2 separate regions of the Homo sapiens genome follow, and region 2 is linked to region 1. A link is an interaction called in ENCODE POLR2A ChIA-PET data of the cell type or tissue named here. Cell type or tissue: A673. All regions are shown on one strand. Region 1 overlaps CNGB1 (cyclic nucleotide gated channel subunit beta 1). Region 2 has its middle 28 kb from the start of MMP15.

Evidence for each region. ChIA-PET counts read pairs that join two places held together with the same protein. Peaks named below come from ENCODE experiments on the same cell type or tissue, not always from the same donor. Only the 100,000 strongest peaks of a DNase experiment are listed, where the experiment ranks them.
Region 2: POLR2A ChIA-PET joins it to region 1 with 11 read pairs; 2 of 35 experiments call an interaction of 5 or more read pairs at or near these places.

What each region holds. Positions count from the first base shown.
Region 1 is chr16:57,927,502-57,935,501 of GRCh38, reverse strand. CNGB1 (cyclic nucleotide gated channel subunit beta 1) reads left to right here. Exons shown (of 33, transcript NM_001297.5): 17 at 3,624-3,786. Among named protein-coding and RNA genes, the nearest start is that of CNGB1, 40 kb to the left of the region's middle. In A673, no CTCF peak of the experiment used is centred here; a DNase peak (open chromatin) is centred at 3,191.
Region 2 is chr16:58,049,704-58,057,703 of GRCh38, reverse strand. No RefSeq gene overlaps it. Among named protein-coding and RNA genes, the nearest start is that of MMP15, 28 kb to the right of the region's middle. In A673, no CTCF peak of the experiment used is centred here; no DNase peak of the experiment used is centred here.

The sequences.
Region 1 (8,000 bases):
TGCCATGTTGGTCAGGCTGGTCTTGAACTCCTGACCTCAGGTGATTTGCCCACCTCAGCCTCCCAAAGTGCTGGGAGTACAGGCATGAGCCACTGTGCCCGGCCTCAATTCTAATTTTATTTGCTTACTATTTTTCTTTCAGTGGATTCTCTTTTTTATTTAATTAAGTATATTTAAACAGGAAAACTTTATTACTATTCAAATGGAAAACCAGCATTGCTTGCCATAAACAGAGGCATAAATAAAAATAACCTCAAATACACTGAAAACACAATGGTGTTGCTGTTTTCTAATGAGACGGATGGGCCTGCTGCAGGCTCGAAGCTGGGCCTGCTCTGTTAGCCACAAGTGGGATTAGGCTGTGTGAGAGAGGCTCTAAGGCCACAGTGGCACCGACCCGAGACTTCCTCTCTGGGTATTCACTAAAAGAGGGTGTAACTTTTTTTTTTTTTTTTTGAGATGGAGTCTTGCTCTGTTGCCCAGGCTGGAGTGCAGTGGCGCGATCTTGGCTCACTGCAACCACTGCTGCTTTTTTTTTTTTTTTTGAGACAGAATCTGGCTTTGCCACCCAGGCTGAAGTGCAGTGGCGCAATCTCAGCTCACTGCAAGCTCCGCCTCCCGGGTTCACGCCATTCACCTGTCTCAGCCTCCTGAGTAGCTGGGATTATAGGCACATGCCACCAGGCCTGGGGAATTTTTGTATTTTTAGTAGAGATGGAGTTTCTCCATGTTGGCCAGGCTGGCCTCAAACTCCTAACTTCAGGTCATCCTCCTGCCTCAGCCTCCCAAAGTGCTGGAATTACAGGCGTGAGCTGCTGCGCCCGACCAGGAGTAACATTCTTATTCTAGGTTATACTTTGCCTTGTCTGTACCATCTGAGATCATCTCGTGTCCTCCCCAGTCTCTGGGAGCCCCACACTTGGGAAAATGTTCCCGGGGACACATTGACACAGGGGGCTGATCTAGCTGTGCTAGAGTACATGATGATTCTAGATGCTACAGACAAGGTAATGAGAAGCTGTAGTAAGAACATTACTTCCATTTTATTTTATTTTTTATTATTTTGTGAGACAGGGTCTCGCTCTTTCGCTAAGGCTGGAGTGTAGTAGGCGCGATCTTGACTCATTGCAGGTTCTACCTCCCAGGTTCAACCTATCCTCCAACCTCAGCCTCCCAAGTAGCTGGAACACTGTGACCAGCCGATTTTTGAATTTTTTTGTAGAGGTGGGGTTTTGCTATGTTGCTCAGGCTGCTCTTGAACTTAAGGGATCCTTCCACCTCAGCCTTCCAAAGTGCTGGGATTACAGGCATGAGCAACTGTGCCTGGCCCCCTTTACATTTTTAACAACTTCTCCATTCCTGCTCATCCTCTTCTCCAGAGGATTTAGGGTTCACTCCATTAAACTATAGAGTAAGTGTAAGCAATTTAACAGAGTGCCGGCTTTTCTTATAAAGGCCATTTGAAAAAAACCCCATATCGGCTGGGTGCGGTGGCTCATGCCTGTAATCCCAGCACTTTGGGAGGCCAAGGCCGGCAGATCACCTGAGATCAGGAGTTCAAGACCAGCCTGGACAACATGGTGAAACCCCGTCTCCACTAAAAATACAAAAATTAGCCAGGCGTGGTGGCAGGGGCCTGTAATCCCAGCTACTCAGGAGTCTGAGGCAGGAGAATGGCTTGAACCTGGGAGGCAGAGGTTGCAGTGAGCCGAGATCACACCACTATACTCCAGCCTAGGCGACAGAGCGAGACTCCATCTCAAAAAAAAAAAAAAAAGAAAAGAAAAGAAAGAAAAAGAAACAAAAAGCACATATATAATTATTTCAAAATCTCCCTGCTTCCCGCTTTTGGGGGGTGTATCCCTGCCTGCCTTGCTGGTGCCCACACCTGTGCCCAGCTGCTATTGGGTAGACCCCCCTAGGTGTAGGGGAGAAGGAGGAATACTATCCCAGCCTCTCAGTATCCTCTGAGCTTGGACTTGGGGCAGACCTGTCCCTGCAGTCCCTGAGGTGGGTGATGGAGCCCAAGGTAGGGCCACGTCCAGGCTCCCTGGAGAGGACCTGATTCTCAGAATGTGGGACACAGTACAGGGCCTCTCAGAGGTCCAGAGTCAGGCTAGCTGATGAATTTGGGGGCCCCTGGCATGTACAAGAACAAGGACATAACCAAGCAGTTATCCAAATAGGAAGTAGCACACACTACACAGTCTGTTACCCTTGATTGGAGGGACCCTGCAAATGTCTCCATTTGATGCTCTTCAAGAATGTGAGGCCAGCCGGGCCCAGTGGCTCACGCCTGTAATCCCAGCACTTTGGGAGGCCAAGGTAGGTGGATCACCTGAGCTCAGGAGTTCGAGACCAGCCTGGGCAACATGGTGAGACCTCATCTCTACACAAACACAAAAATTAGCCGAGCATGGTGGTGTGCGTCTGTGGTCCCAGCTACTCGGGAGGCTGCCGGGAAGATCACTTGAGTCTGGGAGGCAGAGGTTGCAGGAGGCAGAGGTTGCAGTGAGCTGCAATCGTGCCACTGCACTCCAGCCTGGGTGACAGAGTGAGACCCGCCCCCCCTTCTCAAAAGCAAACAAATAAAATAATTTTTAAAAAGAATGTGAGGACTTGGCTGGGTGCAGTGGCTCACACCTGTAATCCCAGCAACTTTGGGAGGCCGAGGCAGGTGGATCACGAGGTCAGGAGATCGAGACCATCCTGGCTAACACGGTGAAACCCGGTCTCTACTAAAAATACAAAAAATTAGCCGGGCGTGGTGGCAGGTGCCTGTATTCGCAGCTAATTGGGAGGCTGAGGCAGGAGAATGGCATGAACCCTGGGAGGCGGAGCTTGCAATGAGCCGAGACTGTGCCACTGCACTCCAGCCTGGGTGACAGAGCAAGACTCTGTCTCAAAAAAACAAAACAAAACAAAACAAAAACTAGCCGGGCGTGGTGGCGGGAGCCTGTAGTCCCAGCTACTCGGGAGGCTGAGGCAGGAGAATGGCATGAACCCAGGAGAAGGAGCTTGGGGTGAACTGAGATTGCACCACTGCACTCCAGCCTGGGAGACAGAGCGAGACTCCGACTCAAAAAAAAAAAAAAAAAAAAGAATCTTTAAGAATGTGAGTACTTGTGCCTTCTGGCTCCTCCCCACAGGCCTGGGAAGGCATGGTCACCCTAACTTGGGGTGGGGAAACTGAAGCTCAGAGAGGGGAAGCAGCTGACTCAGGCTGTGCTAGGCCAGGCGCCAGGACTCTGGCTCTCCTGTGTCCTCTCTGGGGGCTGCCACTGCCTCAGCTCTTGGAGCTTGCTCAAGTGCAGGGAAACCAAACTGGGCTTTGAGAGCTAGGAGAGCTGGGCTCCAGGCTGTGTAGGGGAGCTCCCGTGGTTTCTGTGGCTTTGTGGCTTCTTTCGTGGCTCCTGGGCTGGTGGCTGTGACCCTCAGAGGACCCCAGGCACCACGTTCCTGTACCCCCTGCATGGAGCTTTTCTGTGTGCCCCATTGGGAAGTGAAGCTATCAGAGTCCCCTCCAAACATGCTTTCTCTGGTTTTCTTCAAGAACACAGCTGGACTCCTGGGACCCAGCTTTTGTCTCTCTCTGACTTTCTCCTCTCCTTCCTCTCCCCCAGTGCCTGCCACGAAACAGCACCCAGAAGTGCAGGTGGAAGATACTGATGCTGATAGCTGCCCCCTCATGGCAGAAGAGAATCCACCCTCAACCGTGTTGCCGCCACCGTCTCCTGCCAAATCAGACACCCTTATAGTCCCAAGCTCAGCCTCGGGGACACACAGGTTACCTTTTATGCTTCTCTTGGGCTTTTCTCGGCACTGTGCCACCTGTTTATTTGGCAGATGAAGAGACTGAGGCCAGAGGGAGAAGCAGCTGGACTAAAATCACACAGCGAGTTGGTGTCAGAAGTGGGACTATGATGCCCCTTCCTCGTTTTCCTAACTCCTGAATTAGGTCTCTTATAAAAGCTCTCATGGGAGGCCCTGTCCCAAATGCCCTCAGCTATAAGTTAGAAGGAGTAATATAATAAATAATATAGTAATAGCGAGGCACGGTGGCTACTGCCTGTAATGCCAGCGCTTTGCGAGGCTGAGGTGGGTGGATCGTTTGAGGCCAGGAGTTTAAGACCAGCCTGGCCAACATAGCGAAACCCCGTCTTTCCTAAAAATACAAAAAAATTAGCTAGGCATAGTGGCTCACTCCTGTAATCCCAGCTACTCGGGAGGCTGAGGCATGACAATTGCTTGAGCCTGGGATGTGGCAGTGAACTGAGATTGTGCCATTGCACTGCAGCCTGGGCAACAGAGCAAGACTCTGTCTCAAAAAATAAAAAAAAAAAACTTTTTAAATTTAAAATAAATAAATAATATAGTAATACATAATAAATGTTACAGAATTAATTTCTACCTCCACATTTTATTTTATTTCATTTTTGATAGGATGCTATTTATTAAAACTTGCATATTATAACTCACCAAGTCTTTTTTAAAAAAAAAACTCTTAAATTTTAAGTGTACAGTACAGTATTGTTACCTATATGCACATTATTTACAGCACATCTCTAGAATTTTTCGTCTTGCATGACTGAAGCTCTATACTCATTGAACAGCAACTCCCTATTCTTCCCTTCACCCCCACCCCAGCCCCGGCAGCCACCATTCTACTTTTTCATTCTACTTTCTGTTTCTATGAGCTTGACTACTTTAGATATCTCATATATGTGGAATCATGCAATATTTATCTTTTTGGGACTAGCTTATTTCTCTTGGCACAATGTCCTTAAGATTCATCCACATTGTAGCATGTGACAGGATTTTCTTCCTTTTTTAAGGCTGAGTAATGTCCCATTGTATGGATATGCCACATTTTCTTTTCTTTGTTCTTTTATTTTCTTTTCTTTTTTCCTTCCTTTCTTCCCCCTCCCCCTTCCCCTCCTCCTTCCCCTCTCTCTCCCCTCCCCTCTCTTCCCCTCTCCTTCCCTCCCCTCTCCTGCTTTCTTCCTTTCAGACAAGATCTCTCTCTGTCACCCAGGTTGGAGTGCAGTGGTGTGATATTGGTCCACTGCAGCCTCAACCTCCTAGGCTCAAGCATTTCCCCTTCTCAGCTTCTCGAGTAGCTGTGACTACAGGCACATGCCACCACCCAGCTAATTTTTTATTTTTTGTAGAGATGGGGTCTTAGTTTGTTGCCAAAGGCTGGTCTCAAACTCCTGAGCTCGAGCAATCCACCTGCCTTAGCCTCCCAAAGTGCCGGAATTACAGGTGTGAGCTGCCAACACAGCCCACATTTTCTTTATTTATCTGTTGATGGACATTTATATTGTTTCCATCTCTTGGCCATTGTGAATAGTGTTACAATGAACATGGGAGTGCAAATATCTCTTTGAGATCCTGATTTTGATTATTTTGGATAAACAACCAGAACAGGGACTGCTGGATCATATGGCAGTCCTATTTATAATATTTTGAGGAACCACCATTCTGTTTTCCACAGTGACTATACCATTTTTCCTATTTCTCCACATACTTGTCAATGCTTGTTATTTTCTGTCTTATTTATTTATTTATTTTTTGGATCATGGATATCTTAACAGGTGTGAGATGGTATCTCATTGTGGTTTTGATTTGCATTTCTCTGATTATATGGTTTGGCTCTGTGTCCCCACCCAAATCTCCTCTCGAATTTTAATCCCCATGTGTCAAGGGACGGACCTGGTGGGAGGTGAATGGATCATGGGACTGGTTTTCCCCATGCTGTTCTCATGACAGTGAGTTCTCACGAGATCCAATGGTTTAAAACTGTGGCACTTCTGGCATTTAAAACTGTGTGGCCCCTCCGCATTTGCTCTTTCTTTCTCTCCTGCTCTGTCATGGGAAGATGTACCTGTTTCCATCTGCCTTCTGCCATGATTGTTTGTTTCCTGAGGCCTCCCAGTTATATTTCCTGTTAAGCCTGTGGTACTGTGAGTCAATTAAACCTCTTTTCCTTATAAATTAAAAAGAAAAAGTCTCTCTCTCTCTCCCTCTCTCTCTTTTCCTCTCTCCCTCTCTCTCTCTCTCTCTCACTGCTGTGTAAGATGTGCCTTGCTTCCCCTTTGCTTTCCTCCATGATTGTAAGTTTCCTGAGGCTTCCCCAGCCACGCGGAACTGTGAGTCACTTAAACCTCTTTCCTTTGTAAATTATCCAGTCTCAGGTAGTCCTTTATAGCAGTGTGAAAATGGACTAATACACCCAACGATTAGTGATGTCGAGTAGCTTTTCATATTCCTGCCAGCCATTTGTATGTCTTCTTTGGAGAAATGTCTATTCGAGTTCTTTGCCTATTTTTTAGTTAGGTAATGTGTTTGTTTGTTTTCATATTGAGGTGTAGGAGTTTCTTTTATTTATCAAATATATAATTTTCAAAGATTTTCTCCCATTCTGCAGGCTTTCTTTTCACTGTTGTTTCCTTCTATGCAGAAGTTTTTAGATGGAGATAATCCCACTTGTCTATGTTTTGCTTTTGTTACCTGTGCTTTCAGTGTCATCTACCCATTGTATTATTAGACAATATAATGTGGGCTGGGCATAGTGGCTCATGCCTGTAATCCCAGCACTTTGGGAGGCGGAGGCAGATGGATCACCTGAGGTCAGGGGTTTGAGACCAGCCTGGCCAACATGGAAAAACCCTGTCTCTACTAAAAAATACAAAAATTAGCTGGGCATGGTGGCACATGCCTATAGTCCCAGCTACTAAGGAGGCTGAGGCAGGAGAATCGTTTGAACCTGCGAGGCAGCGGTTGCAGTGAGCCAAGATCATGCCATTGCATTCCAGCCTGGGTGACAGAGTGAGACTCTGTCTGAAGAAAAAAAAAAGATAATAGATAATATAATGGAAACACCACAGAACACTAGAAAAATAATCATCTACAATCCCACCACCCAAGATGGTGTTTTTACTACTCTGCATTCTCCTCTATGCCTTGGTTAGGCCCATGGTCTTGAATGGTTTTAATTGGAGGAGGGATCCAGTTTACGGTGCTGTCTCATTCCATGAACCCTTTTCCATATTGCTGGGCTGTCTCCTTAATGCTCACTTATGATGGCTGTTGGGTATTCCTCCAGCTCCATGTGCCGGAATGAACTTAACAAATCCCCTCTTGTTGGGCCCTATCCCTAATGGCACCATGATCACGTGTTTGGTCTTCCGCTCTCTGCCCTTAGGCTCCTTTCTCAAGAGTGACACTCCTAGTCAAGGTGGTGCACATTTTTACACCTCTTCAGATAAATTTGTTGCTGAGTGGTTAGAGCTGCTTTTGGACAACTCAAGCCAGGTGCCTGGGAGAAGGCTGTGTGTACAGCTGGAGGCAAACTGCCAAGGGCAGGACAGTGCTTTATAAGCTAAGGGAGGCTGTCTGTAACTCTTCTGCACTGGTTGGATGTAGAGATGGTTCTTTCTTCTTAGTTAATTTTTGCTCTCATCCATGAGCTCCTGAGTAATTGCTCAGCTGAGGTCAGAAGGCTGTCAGAGTGGAGATGGCTAGGTGTAGCAAACTGAGGGCTGTGAGGTCTTAACACAGAGAAAAGAGACACAGTTTCACTGAGCCTTGGAGTACAGCTCACAACTTCATCAGTTCTTATGTTTAGTTCACTGAAGTATGTACAAAGCCCATTAGGGGATCCAGAAATGGCTCCACTTGTAGACATCTCTCCATTTACCCCTGTTCCCTTTATATGGGCAGGGAAACAATGAAGGCTGGGCTGGGTAGGGGGTGGCATATTTAGGGGAGGGAGGGGACCAAGATCATGTGTGGCTGGAATCTAAGCCTCTGGCTTTCTGCTTGTGAGCTGGGCCTGTGAGGCTCCTCTTGTCCCTGTCATTCATGCATTCGCAAGCATGTACTGAACATCTGTATGTGCTGGGCTCTGCCCTGGGTGCTGGGGATACATGAGGGAGAAGCCTGGCAGGGGCCTGCCCTCATGAGGCTGACATTCTAGAGGGGCCAAGATAGACAAT
Region 2 (8,000 bases), 120 kb before region 1:
TGTCTGCACATACTTAAGCCCATCTTTTCACTGATTCTTAGCACTGTTGGGATCCTCATCTTATAACACAGGAAGCAGAGGCTGAAAGCTCAAGTAAGTTGCACAAACAGAGCTGGACTCTGACCCAGGATTTCTGAGACCTGATCCAGGACTTAGTCGGATTCACCCACTGCCTCTTCTCTGATGCTCCTTTAATGTCCGAAGCCTGCTCCTGCAGCCCTGCACCACCTTGAACTGACTGCTGGCATAGGCATGCGTGCATGCAGCAAGCCTCCTAATCACATTCTGTGCCCCCCTCCTGTTATCTGGGGACAAGGAGAGGACAGCTCATCCCCACCCCAGGAAACAAAGCTCTGCTTTCAGGAGCCCATTCCTCCACGGGAGGCATCTGCACACAGAGCCAGTTGTCTGCAGAATGGCTTCCCCTCCACTAGAAACTGAATAAGAGGCTGTGGTAGGAAATTGGGGGTGGGGGCAGAGAAAGAGCCCTATAGACACCAGGAGGGCGTAGAGGAAGGGACAGGCTCTCTCACGTAATGAATGAAGTTGACAGAGGGTTCTCACTGGAGAACATGGTTCCAGAGAACTGACCGAACTGACCAGAGCCAATACCCATTCTTGTCTGTGCCTCAGTTTCCCTATCTGTACATGTTGCACAAGGAGCCCAGGAGCTTGGGCTAAGAACTTTCTAGCCCTAAAATTCATTGAGTAATAAACGGTCAATTTCTTCACACTAGAGAGAATGCTTACAAATCAATAAGAAGAAACATCCCAAAAGGCAATTGGGCAATGGTGATGAGTAGGCCATTATCCCCTCCCCCTACCAAAAAACCCCCCAAAACCCTCAAACCGAAAAGGGTTAACAACGAACATAGGCAAAAATGTTCAGATTCAGTGGTAATCAAAGAACTGCAAATAAAGCCAACAAAGCATTATTTTTAGCAGTCTCACCAATTATGTTGATAAAGGTGATCTCACAGCTAGTGGAGAGGATAGGCACTCAGCCACTTCAGGGAGGAATAGAAACAGATGCTATTTTCTTCCTGGGAGTAATTTGTTGGTATTAAGCCTTGGGACGCTGTGGGCTGGCAATTCCGCTTCTCGGACTCTCTCTGAAGGCAAGGATTGTGGGTGTTTGCAAAAGTCATTTAGCAAAACAAAAACAATGTATCCTTTTTTTTTTTTTGAGACCAATTCTTGCTCTGTCCCCCAGGCTGGAGTGCAGTGGTGTGATCTCCGCTCACTGCAACCTCTGCCTCTGGAGTTCAAATGATTTTCGTGCCTCAGCCTCCCGAGTAGCTGGGATTACAGGTGCGTGCCCCCAAGCCCAGCTGATTTTTGTATTTTTAATAGAGACAGGGTTTCACCATGTTGGCCAGGATGGTCTCGAACTCCTGACCTCAAGTGATCCGCCCGCCGTGGCCTCCCAAAGTGTTGGGATTACAGGCGTGAGCCACCACACCTGGCCAGGATGTGCAGGATGTGTTATTAAAATTATGAATCAGGGCCGGGCGCGGTGGCTCACGCCTATAATCCCAGCACTTTGGGAGGCCGAGGTGGGCGAATCATGAGGTCAGGAGATTGAGACCATCCTGGCTAGGACAGTGAAACCCCGTCTCTACTAAAAATGCAAAAAATTAGCCGGGCGTGATGGCGGGCGCCTGTAGTCCCAGCTGATCCGGAGGCTGAGAGAGGAGAATGGCGTGGACCCAGGAGGCGGAGCTTGCAGTGATCTCACTGCCGAGATCATGCCACTGCACTCCAGCCTGGGCGACAGAGCGAGACTCCGTCTCAAAAAAGAAAAAAAATTATGAATCAAATCATGTCAGCTTCCCCCTGCCCCTTAGAATACTCCCAGGGTTTCTCTTCATCAGGCTTAGAACAACTCCGACTCTACCACATAGCCTGGTCCTGCTCCCTTCCTCCCACCTCCACCCCCTTCACCCACTGTCTGTCTCCTTTCTGGTCCTCAAACCAGAAAGGCCAGGCCTGGTCTAGCCTCAGGATCTTTGTGCTTGCTCCTCCCTCTGCCTGGAATGCTCACCTCCCTAGAATGTGACCTCAGTAAGGAGGGTCTCTATGTTTTTTGTTTTGTTTTGTTTTTTTCTGAGATGGAGTTTCACTCTTGTTGCCCAGGCTGGAGTGCAATGGCATGATCTTGGCTCACCGCAACCTCCGCCTCCCGGGTTCAAGGGATTCTCCTGCCTCAGCCTCCCAAGTAGCTGGGATTATAGGCACGTGCCACCATGCCCAGCTAATTTCTGTATTTTTAATAGAGACAGGGTTTCGCCATGTTGGCCAGGCTGGTCTCGAGCTCCTGACCTCAGGTTATCCACCCATCTGAGCCTCCCAAAGTGCTGAGATTACAGGCGTGAGCCACTGCGCCTGGCCGAGGGTCTCTATGTTATTCACTGCTAGACCCCTGGTCTGACCCCCGATATCAGTAGATGTTCACTGAATACATGAAAGGTTAAGAGCATGAGCTTTGGGGTCAGAAGCAGGTGTGGGCTTGAGTCCCAGTTCCAGCACTGGTTAGCTGTGTGGCCTTGTGTAAGTTCCTTCACCTCTCTGAGCCTTGGGCTCCTCTGCTGTGAAGTACAAGCAGACGAACTCCCTCAACGGGGATGTGCAAGCATATCAAGTCTGGTACAGTGTGACCCTGGAGGATCATTTGTGATAATTACAGGCCTCTCTGAATTTTATCTGTAATTGTGCTGCCATGGATTGAGGAACTCCAGGCATCCATAGAGTGCATCCACCAAAAGGATGTAGTAGGAAATGATCTACGGGCCGGGCGCGGTGGCTCAGCACTGTAGGAGGCCGAGGTGGGTGGATCCCTTGAGCCCAGGAGTTTGAGACCAGCCTGGCCAACATGATGAAACCCTGTCTCTAAAAAAATTACAAAAATTAGCCAGGCATGTTGGCGTGCATCTGTAATCCCAGCTACTCAGGAGGCTGAGCTGAGAGGATCGCTTGAGCCCAGGAGGTGGAGGTTGCAGTGAGCCGAGATCGCACGACTGCACTCCAGCCTGGGAGACAGAGTTAAAGTATACAGTGAGTCCTTAACGTTGCCAATAGGTTCCTGGAAACTGAGACTTTAAGTGAAAGGAGGAACTACATGCTATAGGAACTTAACTCTTGTTTATACCAATTAACCTACGGTAAAATTGGTTTTGTTATACATTCTGTTGTTTCCGCTTAACAGTTGAAGTTTCCAAGAACCTATCAACGACGTTAAGTGAAGACTCACCGCACTGTTTACTCGCGTATTTTATCATCGTGGGCATATGATGCATGCTCATAAAAATTCAAGCGATGAATCAAATACAAAGTGAAAGTCTCCTACATCCCACAATTTCTCATCCAAATTTCATGCTATATTAAATGAAAAAGGCAGGTTAAAAAAACCCCAATATGCACAGTACAAACTGACATAAACAATAAAATATGGCTGGGCGCAGTGGCTCACGTCTGTAATCCCAGCACTTTGGGAGGCCGAGGTCAGGAGTTCGAGACCAGCCTGGCCAATATGGTGACACCCTGTCTCTACTAAAAATACAGAAATTAGCTGGGTGTGGTGACATGAGCCTGTAGTCCCAGCTACTCAGGAGGCTGAGGCAGAAGAATCGCTTGAACCCAGGAGGCGGAGGTTGCAGTGAGCCGAGATGGTGCCACTGCATGCCAGCCTGGGTGACAGAGCGAGACTCTCTCTCTCTGTCTCTCTCTCTATATATATATATACATTAGTATATCCTCATAAGGAAAAGCCTGGAGGATTTACATTAAAGTGTCAAGGATGTTTGGTGGGAGAGTAGAGATTGCTCGCATTTTTCATGGTCTTTTTTGCCTTTTCTTTTTTGAGACGGGGGGTCTTGCTGTGTTGCCCAGGCTGGAGTGCAGTGGCGCAATCACAGCTCACCACAAACTCAAACTCCTGGACTCACGTGATTCTCCCACTTTGGCCTCCTGAGTAGCTGGGACTACAGACACATACCATCATGCCCAGCTAATTAAAAATTTTTTTTTTTTGTAGAGATGGCGTTTCGCCGTGTTGCTCAGGCTGGTCTCGAACACCTAAGCTCAAGGGTTCCTCCCGCCTCAGCCTCCCTTAGTGCTGGGATTACAGGCATGAGTCATGCCCGGCCATTTCTGGCTTTTTTGTGGCTTCCTCACTGTCTGTGGTGGCTGACCACGTATTTCTTTATGTAATCTGAAAAAGCCCATGTGGCCGGGCGCGGTGGCTCACGCCTGTAATCCCGGCACTTTGGGAGGCCGAGGCGGGCGGATCACGAGGTCAGGAGATCGAGACCACCCTGACTAACATGGTGAAACCCTGTCTCTACTGAAAATACAAAAAAATGAGCCTGGCCTGATGGCGGCAGGCGCCTGTAGTCCCAGCTACCCAGAGGCTGAGGCAGGAGAATGGCGTAAACCCGGGAGGCGGAGCTTGCAGTGAGCGGAGATCACACCACCACACTCCAGCCTGCGAGACAGAGCGAGACTCCGTCTCAAAACAAACAAACAAAAAAGCCCACGTAACAGTTAACTTGATGTCTCCTGCCTCGCCCCACCCCCTACCTTCCACCCTTTGTCTACTTGATCCCCAGGGGCTCTTGCGAAGAGCAACTGTGGGGTTGTGCCAGAGACCCCAGAGGGAACCCTGGTTCTCAGTATACTTTTGACGGATGAAGAGATGGGCGCCTTGTGGTCCTGGAGTTTGGCAAGCTCCTGAGGAGTCTTAGGTGGCCAATAAAAATGCCTGAAGGGAGGCTTGAATTTGGAACTCAAGCTACCCTAGGACATCGTCAAGGCAAAAATTTAAAAACCAAACCAAACTGGGGCCAGGCATGGTGGCTCACACCTGTAATCCCAGCAATTTGGGAGGCTGAGGCAGGCAGATAACTTGAGGTCAGGAGGTCAAGACCAGTCTGGCCAACATGGTAAACCCCTGTCTCTACTAAAAATACAAAAAAAAAAAAAAAAGAAAGAAAGAAAGAAAATTAGCCGGGTGGGCATGGTGGCGTGTGACTGTAGTCACAGCTACGCGGGAGGCTGAGGCAGGATAATCACTCGAACCTGGGAGGTGGAGGCTGCAGTGAGCCGAGATCGTGCCACTGCACCCCAGCCTGGGCAATAGAGTGAGACTCCATCTCAAACAAACAAACAAAAAACAAACAAACAAACAAACAAAAAAACTAAACCAAACCAGAACCTGACAGCTCACACTGGCTTCAGAAAGTGAGTTGATCAGTACATGAAACTGCAAAGTCGGGCCACGAGCCTTTAGGCACGGCTGGATCCAGGTGCTCAGATGATCCCTTTCCACAGCTCTGTGCCACTTCAAGGCTCTGTTTTCTTCTGTACTGGCTTCACTCCGGGGCAGGCTCTCTCCCTGTGGGGGCAAGATGACCTGTCAAGGGCTCCAGGCTCACATCCCAGGAGCTCAGCAATCCCAGTGGACACAGGTTTCTCTCTCCCAGGGGCTCCAGGAAAAGTCCCAGGGAGGCCCTGATGGGCTAGGCTTGGGTTTCCTCCCTACCCCTGCACCAGGCACTCGGGGGCTGCTGGCTGGTCCTGGGGCACAAGCCCATCCAGCCATCACTGGGTGAGCAGTCAGCTCTGCCAGAGTCCATGCACTGAGAAGGAGGGGGGGTTGTTCTTACAGGACAACGCAGGGGCCACTGGCAGAGGGAGGGGAGGCCAAGCAGAGCTCCTCCTCACTAGCCGCTGGAAACTCGTGCTCCAGGAAGCACAGGACTGCCCTTTATCAGGAAAGCTGAATTAATCACAACCCACTGCCCTTGGTTCTGCAGAAGAACAGATGAGGGGGGGTCCTCCATGGGGGTGGGGAGGTCAGGGCTTGGGGGGTAAGATAGGGGAGGGTGGGAGGAGAGTCCTGCCTGGGGATCAGAAGACACAGTTCAAACAGTAGGTGACTATGGCCTCATCAACCCCCTCTCCAGGCCTCAGTATCCCCATTTGTAAAGAGACATTGATTGGGCTGGAGTCTACAGGTTGTAGGATAGTGCTGCATCACTGGCTCAGAGGAATTCCTTCCCTCCTTCCTTCCTTCCTTCCTTCTTCCTTCCCTCCCTCCGGCCTTCCTTCCTTCTTTATTCCCTCCCTCCCTCCCACCTTCCCTTCCTCCCTTCCTTCTTTCCTTCCTCCCTCCCTTTCTCCTTCTTTCCCTTCTTCCTTCTTTCCATCCCTCTCTCTCTCCCTCCCTTCCTTTCTTCCTCCTTCCTTTCCTCTCTCTCTCCCTCCCTTCCTTTCTTCCTCCTTCCTTTCTTCCACCAAAAATGAAATTCTAAGCCCCCTCCCCCCAGTCATCTGAATGGGCTCCCTCCTTTTGGCCAAAGGCACTCCAAAGTTAACCTGAAAAACTGCTAGAGGCCATGACGGAAAGGGTGGGGGGGTCGGACATGCCTCCTTATACCCTTTTCCCTTTTGGAATTCAGGAAAAGCCAACCAGCATTTAGCATCAACATAGATCTCAAGTCTGATTAAAAAAAAAAAGTTTACAATCCACTGTCTCGGAAAGCCTGCTACCTGGAGGCTTCATCTGCATGATGAAACCTTGGTTTCCACAACCATTTATTGCAACCCAGACATTCCTTTCTATAGATAATAACTCTTTCAACAAATTGCCAAGCAGTAAAATTTAAAATCTATGTATAACTTGGAAGCCCCCACTTTGAGCTGTCTTGCCTTTCTGGACCAAACTGACGTTTATCTTAACTGTATTTGATTGATGTTTCATGTCTCCCCAAAATGCATACAACTAAGCTGTGCCCTGACCACCTTGGGCACATGTTCTCAGGGTCTCCTGAGAGCTGTGTCACAGGCCATTGGTCACTCATATTTGGCTCAGAATAAATCTCTTTCAAATATTTTTAGTTTGACTTTTTTTTTTTTTTAAGACAGTCTTGCTCTGTCACGAAGGCTGGAGTGCAGTGGTGAGATCTGGGCTAGCTGCAACCTCCGCCTCCTAGGTTCAAGCAATTCTCCTTGCCTCAGCCTCCTGAGCAGCTGGGATTACAGGCGCCTACCACCACACCCGGCTAATTTTTGTATTTTTAGTAGATACTGGGTTTTACCACGTTGGCCAGACTGGTCTTGAACTCCTGACCTCAGATGATCCACCTGCCTCGGCCTCCCAAAGTGCTGGGATTACAGGCGTGAGCCACCATGCCCAGCCTTTCTCTCTCTCTGTTTTTTTTAATCTCTCTTTTTTTTTTTTTTTTTTAAGAGTCGAGGTCTTGCTCTGTCACTCAAGCTGGAGTGCAATGGCATGGTCATAGTTCACTGTAGCCTCGAATTCCTGCCTCAACCTCCTGAGTAGCTGGGACTACAGGCATGCACCACCTTGCCCTGTTTCTGAACAGTTTTAAATGGAATCCAGTTGATCCCATTAAGAAATCATGCTGTGACCCGTGTCAAGAGGGGAGTAATATTATTTGTCCAAGAGAGGCCTCTGAGCTTGACTGTCAGTGGAGGGGAGTTGCAAGGCTATTTCTGGCGAAGACTGGAGTGGGTGAAAGACGTTGGGGGTGGGAGGTGTCAGAGGTGCTTGGAGAGGAAACCTGAGCTTGGGGCTTGGACCCAGAGTCTGGGAAGAAGGGCAAGTGTTTCGGTGAGGGAGGAGCTGGGGCAGGGCAGCCCTGTCCCCAGGGCCCAGTGGGGTGAGGCCTCGGCAGCTGGGAGGGAAGCGGGTGGGACAGGAATGTCCCTCTTCCCAGGCACCTGTCCTCAGGCTGGCCGACCTGTGACCCCATCCCACAGGCAGGAAACAGACACCACCCCAGTGCCTACCAGGTACCTGCACTTAGAGTAAGGATATTGGTAATGAACCATCGAGAGCCTTTCACAAGCCAGGAGCTGTTCTACGTGTTCCTAAGCATCAGCTCCACCAAGCCACATGATGGAATAGGCATGCCTGCGTGCCCATTGTACGGATGGGGAATCAGCTTAGTGAGGTGGAGGTACTTGCCCAAGGACGC